Linked DNA regions of Mus musculus: regions 1 and 3 are each linked to region 2. The links are chromatin loops, found by intact Hi-C in ENCODE. Cell type or tissue: left cerebral cortex. All regions are shown on one strand. Links, peaks and the distances in the headings refer to the core of each region. The heading gives the core; the rest is flanking DNA.

What was found. Hi-C counts contacts between places; a loop is a spot of excess contacts. Peaks named below come from ENCODE experiments on the same cell type or tissue, not always from the same donor. Only the 100,000 strongest peaks of a DNase experiment are listed, where the experiment ranks them.
Region 1: it touches region 2 in a loop (2.4-fold over the local background); 3 of 42 quality-filtered maps call a loop at or near these places.
Region 3: it touches region 2 in a loop (4-fold over the local background); 3 of 42 quality-filtered maps call a loop at or near these places.

The regions. Positions count from the first base shown.
Region 1 is chr15:68,558,087-68,564,781 of GRCm38, reverse strand. No RefSeq gene overlaps it. Among named protein-coding and RNA genes, the nearest start is that of Gm25987, 110 kb to the left of the region's middle. In left cerebral cortex, for the core only: no CTCF peak of the experiment used is centred there; a DNase peak (open chromatin) is centred at 3,935; H3K27ac peaks cover 506 bases.
Region 2 is chr15:68,921,373-68,928,067 of GRCm38, reverse strand. No RefSeq gene overlaps it. Among named protein-coding and RNA genes, the nearest start is that of Khdrbs3, 3.7 kb to the left of the region's middle. In left cerebral cortex, for the core only: a CTCF peak has its summit at 3,783; DNase peaks (open chromatin) are centred at 2,525, 3,066, 3,760, 4,437 and 4 more places; H3K27ac peaks cover 722 bases.
Region 3 is chr15:68,576,251-68,582,945 of GRCm38, reverse strand. No RefSeq gene overlaps it. Among named protein-coding and RNA genes, the nearest start is that of Gm25987, 92 kb to the left of the region's middle. In left cerebral cortex, for the core only: no CTCF peak of the experiment used is centred there; DNase peaks (open chromatin) are centred at 553, 3,261 and 4,571; H3K27ac peaks cover 1,462 bases.

The DNA.
Region 1 (6,695 bases), core at 1,173-6,172, 360 kb after region 2:
CAGCCTTATTTATAATACAAAGAAGCTGGAAAGAACCCAGATTCCTTCAACAGAGAAATGGATACAGAAAATGTGGTACATTTACACAATGGAGTACCACGCAGCTATTAAAAATGATGAATTCATGAAGTTCTTAGGCAAATAGATGGAACTAGAAAACAGCATCCTGAGTGAGGTAACCCATCACAAAAGAACACACATGGTATGCACTTACTGATAAGTGAATATTAGCCTAGAAGTTTGAAATACCCAAGATACAATTCACAGACCACACGAAGCTCAAGAAGAAGGAAGACCACAGTGTGGACACTGGCTTTACCTCTTGCCTCTCCTCCAGTCAGAGCAAGCACACCTCTGCTACAACCTGAATGCTCCCTGAACTCTTCTGCCTTCACATCTCTTCCATGATGTGAAGCAACCCCAACCTAGCTCCTTTCTTTCCAGTAAACTCCTGGCAATCATTAAAGATGCAGCTAGATGCTACTACCCTTGAAAAACCCCCTTTTTTTCCCTCAGGCAGAGACAGACCTGCCTCCACATAACCTTCACACTCCACTTCCCTCTTTTATAGATGATAGAACTGATGCAGAAAAAGGGTAAGCTATATACCCAAGGTCATCCAGACCTGAGTAATAGATCTTAGATCCAAGCTCTACCCATACAGCTGGGCTCGCTCTGATGTCTCGTCACTGATGCTGACATTATGAAATAGAATCACCAGGAACTACATGAGACCACCGAGTCCTTTAAATGTGATTGGTACAACTGAAGAGTCACTTTCTAATTTTGGTAACTTTAAATACCAATCTCAATATGAAAACTCAAGTTATTTATTAGAAAGCTCCTAACATCATTTGAAATAAGAGTTGTTGAGGACACTTTTCTAACCACCAATTTTAAGACATTCAAGTAATTTGAGTAACTCCAATAAAAAGTGTGAGTTCAACTAAGGATGAATGAGATATATGAATGAATGCCATATTTCAAAACACAGCAAAAAGGAATGGGGAATATATCCCATTTATGTAACTTCAGGTTGAAATGTGAAGTTTTGTATCTAGTGAATTAAATAACAAAAAAATTAAAATTATGTTTTTAAAGTGTTAGCACTTTAAAAAAAAAACATGACTACTAGGAGACTGCATCCATGATTTGCAATGCATTTATGATGGGTAGCCGCTCTCTGCATTAAGATCCTAAGGCGCCAGGCCAGGCCCCAGCTCAGATGCAAATGTGTTTTCCCAGTGTCCCTGCTCACAGGTTGAGAGTTAAGAACAGGGCTCCTGGGAGCCTCACTGTGCCTATCCCCAAGCTCTAGAGCTCCCAGCAATCTTCTGGCTCCCAGAATTTTCCCACAGCATTAAATCTCCCCTGGAATGATATGAGCACAAGGCTGTGAAAGCCAGCATCTCGCTACCTGGAAAGCACTGCTATTTATAGACAATGCCGTCCGTGAGAAGTAATAGTCCTTCTGAATTCTCCAAAGAGTTTGCCTTTCCATTAAGGGCCAGCCTGGTTAGGAAAGAGAAGACCAATTTGTGAGTATTTTTAGGCCATGTGATGTACAGTCAGGACCACTAAAATTCCTATCTGCCACCCCCAACCCCAAGAGGCTGAGCACAGCCGCAAAGTCAAAACTGGGCTTTTGCACAGGGAAATATAATTAGCTTCCTTGTAAACAGGGTGAACAAGGAACTGAGTGCAGAGGTCTGGAAGGCTGGGAAGCTGAGATAGAAATTGAAGAAGGACCCTCAGCAATGAACAAATGATTCTGATACAAAGAATTAGGTAAAGAGGGGTGTCTGAAGCCACAAGATAGTGGCAACAGAGAAAAGTTACTAAAATAAATCTCAGGTTTGAGAAAGAGGATTCTCTCGGCTTGGAGACACTGAATAGTAATCCTGGGTCTCCATACAGAGACTTAGAAGAGGTAGCCGCCTATACTGGCTCCTTTTCACCAAAATTGTATTTGTGAACTTCAGGCAAACAAGCAATGTGGTATCTCCCACTGTGATCATGAATGGTAGCATCTCTCCCCAACACACACACACACACACACACACACACACACACACACACACACACACACACTAACCTAGATCTACACTGAACATCATTGTAGCAGGGAAGTCTCACCTACCAGTCTAGAGATTCTGACACTAATTGGTCATTCTTTATCACCATCAGACTCTGGGGGAAAACGTAGAACATGCAGCATTTTGTTTTGGAACAGGTGGAATTTCCAAACATCTTGAACACCATTCTGTGGGCATTTCTTCTTGAAATTCCTCTGAATTGAATCACTCCCTCTTGGAGCAAGGGGTGGATGAAGGTGGGGCAGTGAGGGCAGAAGGAGGAAAGGAGTTAGGGAGGTAGAGAATTCACAAACCAGCTGTTTCGACTTCCTGCTGCCTTTACTTCCCTGTCAGGATGGACTACCTTGTTTGAACTGTGAGCGAAAGTACACCTTTCTCTCTTACATTGCTTTGGTCAGGGTATTTTATCAGAGTACCAGGAAAAGTATCCAAGACACTAGAGAGGAGGCTGCAGTGGAGCTGCCTGCAAGTCGAACAGGGAACTCAAGGAATCTGGCTGTCATTACTTGCCACTTACGCTGGGTAGGGTTTCCAGTTCTGCATCTACCTTGACCTAGTGATGCTCCTAGGCATAACTCCAGTAAACTTTGCCTTATGGTAGACCTAAGAGGCATCAATTCTTTGGTCTGTCCACGATGCTTGATCTGGAGTGAACAGACATTTGTTCTCATCTCCCTGGATAAAGGCATGCAATGCCTCTTCTCATGTTGTCTTTTGGTGTCGCCCATGCTCATGAGTAGACAAGATCATCAACATGCCCTTCACTGTTTATATAAAACTGATCATACGCATCAGTGCTGTAGTATTGGCGAGTATCTGCCAGTATTATTCCTACTCTCTAATGAAATAAAAATGGAATTACAGAGGAAGCAGGGCAATCAGGAGTAAATCAATTTACATATCCTTCAGGGCTGTCATTCATTTCACATAAAAGTTTCCTTCAACAATCAAAAATTGAGTGTCTACCAGTAAGAATGACTCCAGGTCAGCCATGATCTGTGTGTTCTGCATGTGTCAGCTCATTTACTCCTGGTGTATCTATGCAAACATGTCAATCTCAGCAAAGGTGCACAGCTTCTAGTTCTCAACAGAGAGTAGAAGCAAAGGTCCACCCTCCTTCCATCCTACCATTGCACTGAGATTGTAATTGTGAATAACATCTGTAAATAACAATTATGAGTCACTGTATCACATGTGACATTGCCATTAATTTCTTCGGATGACCTCATTGCTCCAAAAAAAAAAAAAAAAAAATCTTACCAGGGGGATTTTCTGAGTATTATTATTTTACAGATAGAAAATGGAGGCAAAAGATGTTGACAGCTTGTCCAAAGTCATAGACAGTAGTAATGTGTTCCAGACACTGCAAGTCAGTCACCTTCCTCTTATCCTCTGTAACTACAAAGGGTTAAAAAGCATTTATGCCACAATGAGGGCAACACCTGCAGAAAATCCATTGTCAGTTGAAGAACTGAATCAAAGCTCCAGAAAGGAGCGCACAGAGAAGTAATTGATGTCATGGAGTAGATGGCATCTCAGCTGTGTGTTAGTGGACTGAAGGAAGTGAAAATTTTGTGTGTGTGAGTGTGAATTTTTTTATCTTGCACCGTGAAGCAAGAAGTCCAGGACTTAGGTGAATTGGGTGAGATGAAAAGCAGCAACAGCAATATAGGGAGCTGAGCCAAGAGAACTCACTGAAAACTGGGCCCCAAACAGGTTTTCTTCCCCAGCCACAACCACACTCAGGAGAGCACTGGAAGCCAAGGATATAATCTGCCATGCTAACCACACCCTTCCCCCACTACAGGCAGCACATCTGGGGTGTCTTTTTTACTAGAGACCTAGAGTTGCTTTTTTAAAGGATTCGAAGTTGAAAATATGAGATTCCCTAAGTGAAAGGCGAACTGCTGGCAAAGATTTTAGGGAGCCCTTGCCAACATTTTACTAACAGTTCCCTGTGCTTTAAGGCATTACGACCAAAAATTTCTGAAAGAAACTTCCCTAAAAGTTTTTACAGAAGACATCTCCTCTTAAGATGTCCAACTAAATACATTTCTGCTACCTTCTCTTTCCCCAACACATCCTCTGATAGCAAGAATTAGAAAAGTGAAAGTGAAAATAAACCTCACAGTTCAATTTTAATCAAAATAAGATATGTTGTAAGCCACAATTTTGGAAGATGGGATGCAGAGGGAAGACAACCAATGACTTGTAGGGGGAGTATCTCAGCCCCAAGTGCCTGTATGGAAAAAAGCCAGTCTAATTTCTCATCTAGGTAGAAAAGATGACTTAGAAACTGGTAACAGAAGGTAGTATAGAAAGAAAAGGGAATGCAAGGGAAAGGACTAATGGGAAGATTGGAGTGAAGGAGATACATGCATCAAAGCCCCCCATTGACCCACAGTGCCAAAGGTTTATCATCCTGGAGAACTGAATTAAGTGCTGGGTATACACTGATGAGAATGGATGCAGTTTATATATGTGACTGGAGGAGAGGATTCATAGCTCCATGGTGGAAAAAAAATGTATGAGGAAAAGACATGTCAATCCCTTGGCCTTCTGTGGCCCACGAGTGGAACCGTGGTGCAGCATAACTCATTAGTTTGCAGAGACAATGAAGAACTTGGAAATTTTAAAGAAATTGTCCTACTTAAGAAAAGAGATGTGAACAAAAAAAAAAAAATACAGTGGCAACTGAACCAATGCAGGAAGCATAAAAATCTCCAAGGAACATGTAATTAATGTCCTCAGAGGAATAAAGGGAGATGGCATAATCCATAAAACAAGGAAAATCTTTTCATAAATGGTAGATACGGTGAACAAGTGAGCATTCTCAGAATTTTTTAATACAATGATTCAAACTTTAAAGAAGTTCAAAATAAATGCTTAACAATAAAGTAAAAAATAAAAAATTCTCTGAAAGTAGGAGAAAAGGTAGGCAATTAATAATAGGAGAGGAAAGACAAGAAAATTAGATCAGTCCACGAGGTTGAGTGGCCAACTAATAAAGAGTTTCCCAAGAAATCAGAGAAAATGGAAGGGAGGATATTATCACAGAAAAAAATGTAAGTGTATTTCCAAGCATGAAGGTACACAACTGTTCTCTGAATACGAAATAAGAGGGTGATTAAAACACTCTGAAGGCCCAAGGAAAAGCACACCTGAAATTTCAAACTAAAAAATTTTAAATCAATATACAGGGTGAGTTCCAAAAAACAGTATGGGAATAGGGGTGGCTTTGAACTTCTCAGTAGGAACAGAGGGAGTTAGGCATATGAAGTAATTACTTTTAAGCCAAAATCATTTACACCATAGGTATTTATAATATTGCCAAATTTAAATCCAATGTGAGCATAAAGTAAATGTTTGCTTGGGCATATCAAATATCAAAAATATAACTCCCACTTACCTTAACTTTCTGAGGAACCTTTTGGGTAGGTGTCAGGTCCACAAACCAGGAAGGTACAATAGAGCAAGTGTTGGTGATGGCTGGGGTCGCAGCTGAGGAGCACCTATAGAGAACAATGAGGCTTAAGCTAGAGCCACCAGGAGGCTCTCAAAAGAAAGGTAGAATGAGTAGAGCATTTAACAGTGCCGATATAAAGCTCTGGATCCGTGTGAGTTAACTGAGCTGCTATAGGGTGATAAGAACCAAAAGACATGATGCTGATTCTTCTGTGCTTGCTAAGATGGAAACTGGGCTTTTCAACAAGAACAAAGCAAGGTCGTGGTGCCATTTCTACAAAATTCAAAGGTTGTTTATACTGCTCTCCTCTTATCGCAGAAGGTCAGTGTGATGGTTTGTATATCCTTGGACCAGGGAGTGGCACCATCTGAACGTGTGGCCTTGTTGGAATAGGTGTGACCTGGTTGGAATGGGTGTGTCACTGTGGGTGTGGATATAAGATCCTCACCCTAGTTGCCTGGAAGTCAGTCTTCCCCTAGCAGCCTTTGGATGAAGACATAGAACTCTCAGCTCCTCCTGTGCCATGCCTGCCTGGATACTGCCATGCTCCCACCTTGATGGTAATGGACTGAACCTCTGAACCTGTAAGCCAGCCCCAATTAAATGTTGGTTTTTTATAAGACTTGCCTTGGTCATGGTGTCTGTTCACAGCAGTAAAATCCTAACAGGCAGCCATATAGTCAAGACATGGATGGGCTCATGGTGATCATGGGTTTGCCTGTCCTGCCACAAGGCCTCAGCTCCACTAACTGAGGGATCAGAGAAATCTGACTTGATAACCTGAGAATAATGACCTATATATTACTACCCCAGAGTAGGTTATATATAAGTGGCACATAGTTTAGCAGGAGGGAAGGGGGTACCTACATAACACAGGACCCTCTGTGCCTTTGCAACACTATACTACCTAAAAGTCACTGATGCGAAAGACCAAGGGCCCGTGCCCCTCAGGGATGACTGAGGAACTAGTTTAAGGAGAATACCCAGTGAGGACTTTAATAGCCATCACATGACATGTCTCTACCAGTAGTAGAAATCTGTGGGTCTGGAACCATGAGAAAGAAGTAAATGCACTACTCTTGATGACCATTTGAGGGAATTTAAATTTCTGATCCAGGCAACAATGGACCCTG
Region 2 (6,695 bases), core at 901-5,900:
GCAGTGCGACCAGACTCCTGGTTTGCCAAAGCACCACGAACTTGCCCAACTTAGGTCGCTTTGCTGTCCGCTGCTATTTGTACGAAAATACCGCCGGGCAGGACTTAAAACGCCAGCCTCCTGAGACCCTTGGCGCAGAAGTCGGTTACATAAAAGCGCCTGCCCTTCAGACTGTCTTTGTCTTCCGAGACTTGCTCCGTGTTGCCCTTCTCCTTATATGGTGGTGTCTGGACGTGGATGAATGAGTCTCTCTAAACTGTCTCCAGTAGGGAACCTACCACACCACGCATGGTGGTGATGTCTTCTGTCGCCCTCCGACAGGCAACCAGACCCCAGCAAATGCTCTCCTAGGCTCCTTTTAGATCCTCTGAGGTGTGTGGAATAAATGTCTCACACTAGACCAAGGACTCCTGAGTCCCTGTTCAGAGGATATCATAACCCCAACCTCGATAACCAGAGTCCCTTGACAGTGCTCAAGACTTCCCTAGAAAAACCTTAATTGCTTCGTTTTTTTCCTCTCCCTGTACTCTAAAGCCCTTCACAGAACTACAACTCCGCTTTCACTAGCCTAGGGCTATCTTGGGGAACAGCAAATTTTGTCTGAGGGAGAGGTCTCTAACACCTGTTGTCAGGGACGGATGTGGAGAGAGCGCCAGAACAGTGTGCTGAAGGAATCCCCCAAGCACCTGATCCCTTTTCCAGCCTTGTGTGGACTTGGTTGCAGGTTAGGTACTACTGTAGCGTCCCCGACAACAACCTCCCCCTTGTCTCTCTTTAGTCAGAACTGGCAAGTGGCAGTAAAATACAGTGGTTAACTAGTTCTGACCTTTTAGCAAACTTAGGTCATTTGTGCCTCAGTCTCTTCATCTATCCTATGGAGATGAGAAAAGATTATTTCTTAGGAACCTCATAAGGATGTACTATTTCACAATCACCAGGCACAAAATGAAAGCCAGACTGTTCTGTGGCAGTCTCCCTCGCATGGCTGCTTTCTGAGGCAGAAGCTTCGAAAGGCAGCAGGCAACACCATCTGTGTGCTCCTTGATGCTGAAGACAGAGCACAACCCCAGCAGAGCAAGCTCATAAGGGTAGATCCTGCTTCTGACCCTGAGCCCCATGCCGGTCTGGCCATGCAGTGTGGCCCAAGTCTGAGCCTCACATCTGGCCCCCCAAGAACTATGTTATGTCAGCAGTCCCTGACATAACATAGTTCTTGGGGGGCCAGATGTGAGGCAGTTGGGGAGTTCTTAAGGGAAGGTTTTTCTCCCTTTACATCTAAATAGAAGCACATGCCTCTTGCTCTAGTCTCCCTAGACTTGAATTCCAGGGATCCTCTGACAAACACTACTGAGGAGAAGAGGCAGGCAGAGTGCCTGGTGAAACAGCGCTCCCTGCCCCGTGTCTTCCATTTTCTGCCTCGGTAGTAGTCTAAACTTTCACTGATGAGTATCTTTATTAAGCAGTTACTAATTATCTTTATTAAGCATTTACTAATTATCTTTATTATGAGCATTTACTAAGTGCCAAGCTGCTCTGGCAGCTTTATACATCGTCCTCTTGATACCTGCAGGAAAGATTCAGTTTATCACCATTTACTCATCAAGAAATCTCCAAGGCTGAGGAATTTTATACTTTGCCAACTGTGCCACCACTGGCAAGCTGAGATTCCAGGCCCTCCTAGTCTGAACCCTTCCCACACCTAACCCTTTCCCGGGTAGTGATCTGAGCCTGATTAGATCTCTGTCCCTCCTCCAGTGGTGCTTTTGGCAGAGATGTCCCGCCAGCAGCTGGGGAGGAGGACTGTGTACCATGAGGCCTACAACAGAGATGCTAACGCGCCTGCTCTGGACCCTCCTCCTCACAGAACTCTCCAAGTGGGCAGGTGCCCAGCCCTGTGAGTGCTCATGCTGGGTCCTCTAGGGGAGAAGACTGATGTTCCTGTAAGAGGCTCAGAAAATCGTCCCCACCCACCAGTCTGGCTGGACCATAAGATCCAGGGCAGGGCACCACCTCCATGTTTTGCTGGCTACTCTGCTGTTCTTCATGAAGTTACCATCCCATGGGTGATGGGTCTTGGAGAAAGTAATAGCTCCCCTGCAGACATCAGCCGGCAGTGATATAAATTCAAGCCTTTGGGATTCTAGGCCAGAGATCTCTCTAGAATACCCTGCTCTGGCCAAGCACTTCCTGTGGACTGAGACTGCTCTGGATTTAGAAGCAAAAGATGTCTTCTCCAATGGCACCTCTGGACAAGGGCACAAGGGCACTGTTGGCTTTACACAAGGCTTTACATCTCCTGTCCACACTCCATGGAGTCCCTCAGCTGGCATAAGGGAACATAACTACCTTTCCAAGTCATTGTCTTGACTCTCAGTCCCAGAGATGCAAGGAGTATCTCCCAAGCCACTGTTACCCATCATTCCAGGCTACCAGAAGGAGCACAGCCAAGTCTCTGCAACCCCAGAGGGATAGTTGTCATTTTATAATCTCCGCCGACTTCCAGGCCTTCTTTCCCAGGGAGAGACAGACCCTTGGCCTCTGACATCAGCTCCAGTGAATCACACACACTGCTGCTGTGCCTGACACCATCAGGGCATGCTCCAATCACAGCCAGTGTCTGTGAGCTAGTTTTCTTCTATATAAGGATTGCTACCCACATTACAAACTTCCCTTTGAATGTGTAAGAGATATGAGCCCTATGTTACATTCTCATGAGTGGAAAAGTTCAAATCTCATTCTGGCCCCCATATCCCTTACTTACTAGCTACCAATCTTTCCCCAGCAAGCATTATCTCTGAGCACCGGGAAAGGGTCAGTTAAGATTTATACCTCACTAACCTCCACATAGACACAGCATTAATGCTTTCTGACTCCTCCTTCTCTCTACACCAGTGTTATTTATGCTCTTGTTCATGCTCACCACACTGAGTCTTTGTCTTCTGTGTCCTTGGAGCCTTCTCAGCTCCTTAGCCCAGCGTCTGGTTGAGCAGTCAGGTCAATGCAAGCAGTCATGTATTCAGGGATCACTCCTTAAAAATAAATTCTCTAACATCACTGTTACTCCAATCTTCGAGACAGTGGCTTTGTTATGTAAGGGGGACACCAAAAGATGGCATAGCCTCACCTAGAAATCCATCATGAGCATGTTACAGCAAAAGACACCAAGAAGATCCACTCTGGGCTCTGACTCCAGTTTTTGCCATAGAAAACAGGTTACACAAGCTTAGACTGTGTGGCTGGAAGGGTAGAAAGCAACCCTGGAAGGAAAGGAGACACTTTGGAAGGCAGGAGTCACAATGTTCAGAGCACATCCACAGATCAGGAGTGACTCCACGAGGCCCCTACTCAATGCAGAAGACAGCCAGAAGGAAACTCAAACATCAAGTAAGTGTGACTAAGAAAGTTGAAACAGTCCAGACATTGGGAGGAGAATTAGATACATTTCCTCGAATACACGTGAACATAATATGTACACAAAGAGAAACACATATGCACATGATCATACATGCGTATATGTACACTCAGATAATCTATCATTTCTGTTCCACTCAGGCTACAAACAGGAGAATCATGTCCTCCAGCTTAATCACTCACATACCTAGAGACACCTAGCCTGTTGCTCTGTATTCACAGGCTTTCCGTGCAAGTCCTCGTTCAATCTGATGGATGGCAAGGCCAGGTCCTCTTGCATGTTTCTCTTTACTGCAGCAAAGCTACCCAGTCAACGCCTGTTCAGCAAAGATGATGCCACAGCTATTGCACACACACCCCCTCGTGGCCAAATTCGGAAGCACATTCCCTCAAAAGTTCGAACTGTGTGGCAGCCACTTGGGTTTTGGCCTCCACTGAAAGGAACTCCAAGGACTGACATGTCAGCCTAAGAAGGAAAATAATGAACATTCTAATGTGAAGGAAATGAAAGGGGAAGAAGGTAATGAAATGCAGGTAGGGGAAAGAAAACGAGAAAGTGGGAGAGAGCAGAACAAAAGAAAGTAAAAGAGTTATGCAAAGAAAAACAAGAGTAAGGAGCATCGGGGGAAGCCTTCCTGTGTTTAAAGGTAGGCATGCAAAGGAAGCAACAAAGGAACAAGAATTAACACTGTCCAGGGGCCTCAATGTGACAGCCAAGTGTGTGCAGAAAAGCCATCTGACCCCACCTACTGGCCATGGTAATTCCAAATCCTTTTGTCTCCATTTCTAAGCCTGGAAAGTGTAACAAGTAACAATTGTTCTCAGCCGGTGTGGTGGCGTAGGCCTTTAGTCCCAGCACTTGGGAGGCAGAGGCAGGCAGATTTCTGAATTGGAGGATTTCTGTAGTTCTAGTCTACAACGTGAGTTCCAGGACAGGATGGAAATTGCCATGCATTCTCTGATCTAGCCGTGGTGGAAATGGGTTTTGTTAGTTTCCTTGATGTGGGAGCTGCCCTGTATCCTTCACATACTGTTCTAAAAATGTGGCATGTGGTGGTGGAATGCACCAAGTTATCACCCACTCCGGCACTTTGTAAGATGCTACAGTTTGAAAAGCACAGCTGAAATGTAAAACATTATTGCCACGATAGTAAAAACATTCACATCCATCTCCTAGCCCACAGTTTCCTGTTAGGATGCATAAAGATACACACACAACAATTTTGTCTACATGGTGGGTTTTTTGGGGAGAGGAGGGCTCAGTAAACTGCATATTTTGAGTTTGGTAAAATAATCAGAAATAAAATATTTTTTGGCAGTATCAGACTCACACATGCACAGCAAGCTGGTCAGGTGATGACATTTTTAAAGTCCAGTACAGATAGATGACCAGTGTTGGGGGCTAGAGAGATGGCTCAGGAATTAAGAACACTTGCAGTTCTTGCAGGAGACCTGAAGTCTGTTGCAAGCACCCAAGTCAGGGGCCTATAAATGCTTATAACTCTAGTTTCAGTACATCTGAATCCCTCTTGTGACCTCCATGGGCACCTGCACTCATCTGAACATACCAACACAGAGATGTACATATATACAGGTAATCAAAATGAAAATAAACTATTTTTTTAAAAGTGTCATTTTTTTCCTGAAGTTAAAGCAAGATGAGATAAGCTTACCAAAAATGCTTGTAAGAAAGAGCAGACATGAAGTTGTATATTCATGTAAGAACACTGAATTCCCAAAGAAAATATTTCAGAACAAAAGTAGACTTCTTGACAGTAACTTTAAGAGAAGCTATGTGTGACCAAACATTTCATTCTCTGCTTTCTCTACAACATACTGCTAGCTTTCACACATCTGAGCTGTCACCCCTACATTGATATATTCTTCCCAAACCCCTGTTTGTTGTTAATGGAGGAGGGAGGCAGGGCATCCTTAATCAACTTCATTCTACATCAGATGATGGTTGGCATACAGCAGTATGCCAGATTCCTCTAGCTGATATTATCGTTTCAGTGGGTCCTCCTTGGTCTCTCTAGCTACACTTACTGGAGACTTGTCTGCAATCAATCACCATTTCAATGTACAAAGCTTAATGATCTATGCACAGTTATACATGCTGAGCTCCCAGGAGCACATACTGGTTGAAGCCACCTGCTAAAGAGCCAAGCACAGACAGCGGCCTCCTCCTTGTCAGGCAGGGACTGTGGGGTAAAGCAGCTTCTTCAGGCTTCTTTTGGAAAATGAAGGAAAGATAATTCCCTACAAGAAGTTACTCTATGATCCTCATGAGATAAATGTGAAGTGCTGACCCCAGGAGCCATGAGCACATGACAAATGACATCTCAGTAGAACATCACTGTACCATGATGGCAGGGAGGGGTATTGTGTGCTGTGTATATAACTTTAACTTGTCTGGAAGTCAACAATGTGAAAAGAAACAAACAATAATGAAGCCATTTATTGAACCCAGCACATCCGAAAAGTATTTCAATATTGTTATCAAAAATCTAAAAATATTGGTGAGCTTTAACAGCCTTTTTTGGTAATATCTCAAGAATCTAGTATTTTGCATCCATAGCACTTCATAATTACATTCAAATATTTTCAATGACTAACAAAAAATACAAAGTTGTCATTTATGGGAGCATGGTCTACACTATTTTAAATTTTAAATTCAATTGATTGAATAGCATTATCAGTAATTGTTTACTACTAACAACACCCATTCATGTGTTAATTAGCCATGTATGTGTGGACAATGGCTGTGACATTGGACAGTACAGTGTGACAGGATGTGATCTAGAATCAAAGCCCTGCTGTCAGTACCTAACCAAATAAATGTGCTTTGTCTCACTCTTCACAAAGTTCCAAAGTATATTGTGTACAACTGGGGTGGTGGCTACAAGATGCTATTGATGTGCTAAGTTCCTTCCCTTCACCATCCTAGGCCTGACAAATTTGATCCCCTTCCACTTTGGGCATCATGACCTCATCCAAGACAGGAATTAGAATTGATGAAGAGCCAAGGAGGAAAACGGTTAGCACTGCTCATCCCTTTCTGCTGATGAGATGCTCCCCTGATGCCCTATGAAGTGTCATTAAAGAGGCATACCTCAGTAAGCGTCCATGTTTGCAGGAGGCGGCTTCAACAGGTGTAGTGCTTTTTTGAGATTCCAGTTAGGGTTCTCTGTTGTGATAAATTACTAACCAAAACCAACATGGGGAGAAAGAGGATTTTATTTTGTCTTACAATTCCACACTATAGTCATCACCGAGGAAAGTCA
Region 3 (6,695 bases), core at 525-5,524, 340 kb after region 2:
TTCTCTGATGGGAAAATGCCTCTATATTTATTGTAAGACCAGTTAATTTGAGATGTTAATGACATCTACAAAATCCTTTGAAATGGTAACCTTGATTAATGTTTGATTAAGCAACGAGGGAGAGAAACTTTCATGACACCTTTACAAATCTTCCCATGGTCCTATATTGCCAAAGATAAAAATGAGATATATGGAAGTGTAAACTCCAATAATACATCAATATTATAATTATAATTACTGTTGCTTTCTGTTAATGACTCTGGTATTGGAAATAGACTGAATAGGGAAGAAAAGAACATTATTACAATCCAAGCCAAAGCGAACTGTAAATCATATGAGAATACCTGAGATTTGAAGAATAGTCTTCTCACTCTGTTTTGAAGGATCACCAACGAGCTTGCTAATAGATTAGCTGTAGGATCTAAGAGAAGATTTTAGTCTGAGAAAACAGAATGACTTTTTCTGAGAGCTCGTTTACTAAACTTTGGAAGTTTGGAGGAAGAACAGGTTTGTTGGGGGAAGATCTGGTTTTAGACATGTTAAATTAAGATGTCTTTTAGGCATTCAAATGAGATATCTAGTAGTATAGAATTTGAAGCTCAAAGGAGGTTGTCTGTGGCTAGATGCTTTTTAAAACTCCAAGACTAGATGAGATCACAAAATGTATGTAAGTATGAAAAAAGAAGAACTCCAGCACTGAGCACTGAATCCTTAAAGTTTCAAGGTTAGGAAAGGAGATGTGGCTCAGTGGTAATCGAAAAGATCCGCCACAGAGGAATGATGAAATTCAAGAACTCTAGACAGTCACAAGTGTTATGCTGAGGATTGAGTGAGGAACTATCTGTACGAAGAATGAAAATAGGACAAGAGGAATGAGGACCCAAAGAGTTACTTCATTTAATACTATGGAGTTCATTAGAAACCTTGAAGACATCAATTTGATGTAAAAGGAAGAGAGTATCATCTCACTGTAGTAGGTCTAGGAGAGAATAGAAAGAACTTGGTGGTTTGTTTATTTGTTTGTTTGTTTTCAGATCGCGTGTGTAGACATGTCCTTCCAGGTTTTAAATATTAAAATCAAGCAAAGAATTCTAAACTATAATGTAAAAAGCTGGAATATTACTAAAGCCAAGCAGCAACAGTGGGGTAGGAATAAGCCACGAAATTCTAAGGGGATTAGTTATTTTTCTGTCCCTGGGACAAAATACCTGATAAAGCAACTTAAGAAAGGCTTGACTTGCTTATAGTCACATAGAGTTGATTTTGTCCATGGTTGCTTGGCCCATACACTTTGAGTTCAGCATCATGGCAGAAGAAACATGTAATATACAAGTTTCTTTAGCTCATTTTAGTAGGGAGAGAAATAGAGAAAGGAATGGAGGAGACAGAATATGAGAATAGGGGATGAGGGGCAAGAAATCAACCCTCTCCCCCAAGAACAGCCCCTCTGTGGCTTTTCTTATGAATATAATAGTGGTGTTTTTCCTTATAGCTGAATAAAAGTCCTTTTAAGACCACTCCAAATGATTTTTCAGGAAAGTGACTCAATGAATGAAAGAACACATAAATCGCAATTCTACCATTTGATGATTTCAAACTTCAGGGAAACTGAGAAGTGATGGAGGAAATTTGGTGGAAGAAAAAGAAGGAACATAGGTTTAAAACATGGTGAGTTCCTCAAACATCTTGTAGATTTAAAGAATCTTTATTTAATCTGAATTAAAGAATTCAGACCTCTGATAATGAGAAAAAAATGTAAATATTCGAGTCCCCATTCAACAGTAGTCAACCAGATTGTACTGATCTACTGTTGGGCACATTTAGCCCAGATCCTACCTAATAGGTAACACAGAGTTATCTGACTAAAAGAGTTGTTAGTGAAAATTATTTTCTCCACATCTCTTTCTTTAGCTGAAAAGCAAACACGATAGGATACACGTATTTTTCTCCCACACTTGGCTGTTTTCTATATCATGTGCTAATAATTTCAAATAAATCTGACCACATAACAGTCCTACCAATCTTGAATCTCAGTGCTCATGATTGTGTGATGGATAACTCAATGATCAGACTGCAATGAGAGCCTTTGTGGATGCAATAATAGTTTTCAGAGAGTTATGTATGGAAAGGAATGGAACAGGATAAAATAGGTAAGATAGGGTGGGTAATATGGAATAATAATAGGATTTCTCGAATGGGATGGGGTGGGATTGAATTGGATGAGATGGGATGGGATGAGAGAGGATTAAATAGATGGGACAGAATGGAACAAATGGGACGGGATGGGATGACATGGGATGACATGGAACAGTATGAGATGGGTCAGATGAAAGGGAAGGAGTAGATTAGGGCTTGAAGAAATAGAATGAAATAGAATAGAATTGTTTTTGTATGAGATATAATACGTGGTATGGAATAGTATAAATGGAAAGGGACTCAGTAGGATAGGATGAGATGGGATTGATGGATGGCAAGAAACAGGATGGGAAGGGGTTGGTGGAGTGAAATGCTGTGACGTGTGTGATGTGATGGGCTGGACTCTACCCTGGGTTTGACTAGTATTTTTCATTGTCTGATCATTTCCAGATCAATACAAAAACTTTCTCAAATCACCCAGACTAAAGTAATCCCTATTGACATGCCAAGTGGCTTGTTTGTTTGTCTTGGTTTGGTTAGCTTTATAAGATATATGACATATAAAATGGTATATATTTTTATTAGTTGTCTGCTCTCTTTAATAATTATATAATCATGCTGTGGTCATGAAAGCACCATGAGAGCAGGAATCTTGTCTGCTTCTTCACTTCAATTAGTTAATATTAACATATAAATTAAGACAGATAAAAGACCTTTCAGCTAAACACGCCTGAACTCAACCCTAGCTGAATAAACATAAAAGAATTGCTGTACTTAATTTAACATTGATTTCCTTACTAGTGAAATGAAAATGATAATTTCTGCCTCAGGATTATTACAAAGGTAGAAAGAAGAGCAAGTAGCACACAAAATGTGTCTGACACTGAAACTTTCAACAAACTTCAGTTATGGAGTAAGCAACTAATCATAGGAAGCCATACCCAATGGGACTCTAGAGGCCCCATCTGCATCAGCTGAGCTCCACAGAGGTTTCTGCAGAGCACATGTGTGAGTGGGCTTAGTGTAGCACTTCTGATGCAGCCCAGCTGTCTTAGCAGCTCCATGCCCTTTCTCTTCTTTGAATGACTGGAACTCCATCTGTAGCCCTTCTAGTACCGTGCCATGGCTTGGGGGTGGTACAAGAAGGGACTTGCCATTTGGGGACATATGCTGTTAGGTTCTTAGCCAAGTTTCACCCACCCCTGAGAATCAGCACTTCTAGACTGTCTGACCATCCTACTTCTCTGCATCATCTGCCTCTACCTCCCACTAGTTGGCCCTCCTGTCCTTAGTGCGCAGGCATTGTTAGCTAGGTAAGAAGATGATGTCACACAAGTTTTTCTAGAGTTTCCTTAAGAAATAGAGTGTTGGGAAGGGAGTCTGAGACCTACATTCTTTCTTTATGTCTCTTCCATTGCTAAATAACTTATCCTGTTTAATGGGACAGCCAGAATTCTCACTCTGGTGTAACCCAATATCAAGGTCTCTCTTTGGTCCTTGGCTACATTATGATCTTACAATGACTAGGTGTATAAACTCCTTAAGTACAGTTTGGATACAATCAGTGGCTAATGACAAGATATGATTAATCAATGGACAGAAGTTAGAATATGAGGCAAAGAAGGAAAGAGAAAGGGCAACAGGACATGTGAAAGCTATCTAAGCCTAATGTTCAAGAACAATCTAGAGACCTTCCCATGGAATCAGCATGTTTCTTCTGAGCAGAAATGTGGCAAATGGGCCCAGAACATTTATATATTAAACTTCTGGCTCATCATAAAGGCATGGAGCTTTATGAACCTCAACCAGATTTCTATGAGTCTCCTCCCTCATCAATCTTGCCTCTTGCTTTGAGTGAGAGTTCCCTGCCTGCTGCCTGCTAAAGCCCTTTGCCTTGCTTTCCTTTGTTATCTTTAACTCTATGACCCAGGCCATATCTAATGCAGATATTCATGAATATGCAATGTGCAATGTTTTCTCCTATCACAGATCAAAAAGGACCCTGTAGATGACTAAAGTCCAAAACACAGCATGACACCTGGTCTCCTCTCTTTGGATTCCTCTTTGAAGCCACGGAGACTTAAAGAGAAAAATGTTCAGTGAGTCCAGATGTGCAAATCAGAACACCCCACGGCCTGAAAATTTGAGGATCGGGCTTTCCATTCAAGAAAGCAATCCCTTCTTTCCCCTCTTTGATCTTGTTATGTACAGATAATTCTTAGAACCCTCATCCTTAAGTGAGGGGGAATAGAAGGGAAAAAACTGTCTCTGACATCTTCAGCTGAGAAGAGAGTTTAACTCCACCAATGTTCATATGTCCCATGAATCTTTTTATATTCCATCATGTCTAGACACAGGGGCAGGTGACTCACTCTAGCTGTCGTGGGAATCACCCAAAAGATGTGAATTTAAGCCTCCACACTTAGCATAGAGGACCCCCCTCAATCTCTTCATTACTGTTGTCTTGGCTCATCCCCTACCATCTGTCTTGCTATTTATACTTAAGTGCTCCTAGGCTTGTAGAAAATGCCTGCAGTCCACAGTCCCTGCTGGTCCTAAGCTTGGGTCTACTCATCCTTCCTTCCAATTCTTTCCATGATGGATGCCTACCCAAACACCAAGAATGTTTGCCCATACTACCACCTCTACAAAGCCACTCTTCCATCTTTCAGTCATACTTGACTAAAGGCCTACATCCCACAGCATGTAGGTGTAAGTGAAAAAGATTTTGTGGGTATTTTTTAAATTATCAATTAAAGTGTGCCTTTCAAAGAAAAATTTTCAATACATAATATTTGTATTAATTCTTCTGAATTGCTTGCATGTATAAAATATATTTTGACCATATTCACCCTACTCTTCCTACCTCCTCAAAGATCCAACTTTCTACCTACTTTTTATTTTCTTAAAAAAAAAAAACACTGAGTGCAGTTAACACTGCCCATATATACATAAGATTCCCATGGTCCATCTACTGGGGACCATGCACTTAAAGAAAACAAACTCTACCTCCCCTGGACCATCACCTGTTAATAGTTCTGACAGAAATAAAACTGATGTAGGTCTTATATCCATCCCATAAATCCCTGAAATTCTTATATTTGTCAAAATTCAGGAATCTTTAAAACCAATGTTAAAGGCTTTATTGCATAGCTTTGTATAAACTGAAAGACAGTCAACCATATGATAGGGAGGAAATGAGACTTCTTCCTCAACCCTTCAGCTAAATTCTAAATGTTCTATAACAAATTGTTTCATGATCAGTCTAAAAAGATATGACCATTGGCATAATGGCAACACAAGTATTACAGAGGTAACTACCTGCTGTCTGGTTGAATTTAAGGTAAACTCCATAGGAGGAAACAGGCCTACTACAGTAAACTTGGCCAAAAAACCCAAAACATGGAGAAATTATTTGGTAGATTAATTAATCTAAGTGCTGAATAGCATTGGTTTTGAGCGTCCTCCCCATCCTGGCCATATCAGACATAGAAGTTGTCTAGAAAGTCACAACTGGCAGAAGCCTGGAGCTTACTCCTCTAAGATTTCTGAGATTGTCTAAGGACAGTGATCTTTCTATGGTGGGAGTGGGTGGGTAGATGGGGAAGCACCCTCATAGAAGCAAGGGGATGGGGGATGAGATAGAGTGTTTGTGGAGAGGAAACTGGGAAGGGAATAATTTGAAATGTGAGGGAAATAAGGGAAAATGTGAATTAATGGATGGGGGCTAAGTGGGGTAAGAGAAGGCAGGAATAGCAGAGGAAGGAATGTGGGTGGAATAAATAATATAAAGGATGCTTCAAAGGCTATTATGTAAATATACTATTTTCTATGCTTCATAGCTACATGTATCACATAAAAGAGTTCTATTGGAGTAATCCTACAGGTATAAAGCTCCTGTCAGAGCCAAACATAGCCAAATAGCCCAGTGCCAGATGTGGGATGTCACCTCACTCCTTGAGCTGTCAGTGAAGGAAATTCTTTTCATCCCCACAGAAAAAAAAATATAGGCTGCTTTGGGTTTCCCACCTGAACTTTTCTGAAAACCATACATGTTGTCATATTTCTCTATCTCCTCTCCTACCAAGATATCATCACAGAGGCAGGTTGCACCTTCCCTAAACACGAAAAACACATCCCAAGGAACATCTGTGGTCGACCAGCAAGCCACTGCTGCATCTGTTTCCTCTGAACTCCCACAAAGACTGCCACAGGCATTGTGGTGCACTCACTACCAGGGGCAGCATCTCTATAGACAGAAAATCGAAGGGTACCTGGAAAACATCACTTTTGTGCTTTCAAACCCAAGCAAGATTCTGGGTTATAGAAATCTTGGAAACCTCATGATAACTTCCCATCCTCCTCATTATGCAGAGAAATATCAGAAGATATGAAGGAGGCTGGGGAAGGATCCACAATTTCCAAGAGAATAAACACCATAGCTGTCTTTTATGTCCTGTCTATATTATGCAGTTTACAGGAGGCAAACCTACAATCACTTGTGTAGTAAAACATGACGAGAACACTGATATCTGAATGAATGGAAAGGAAGGTGCATA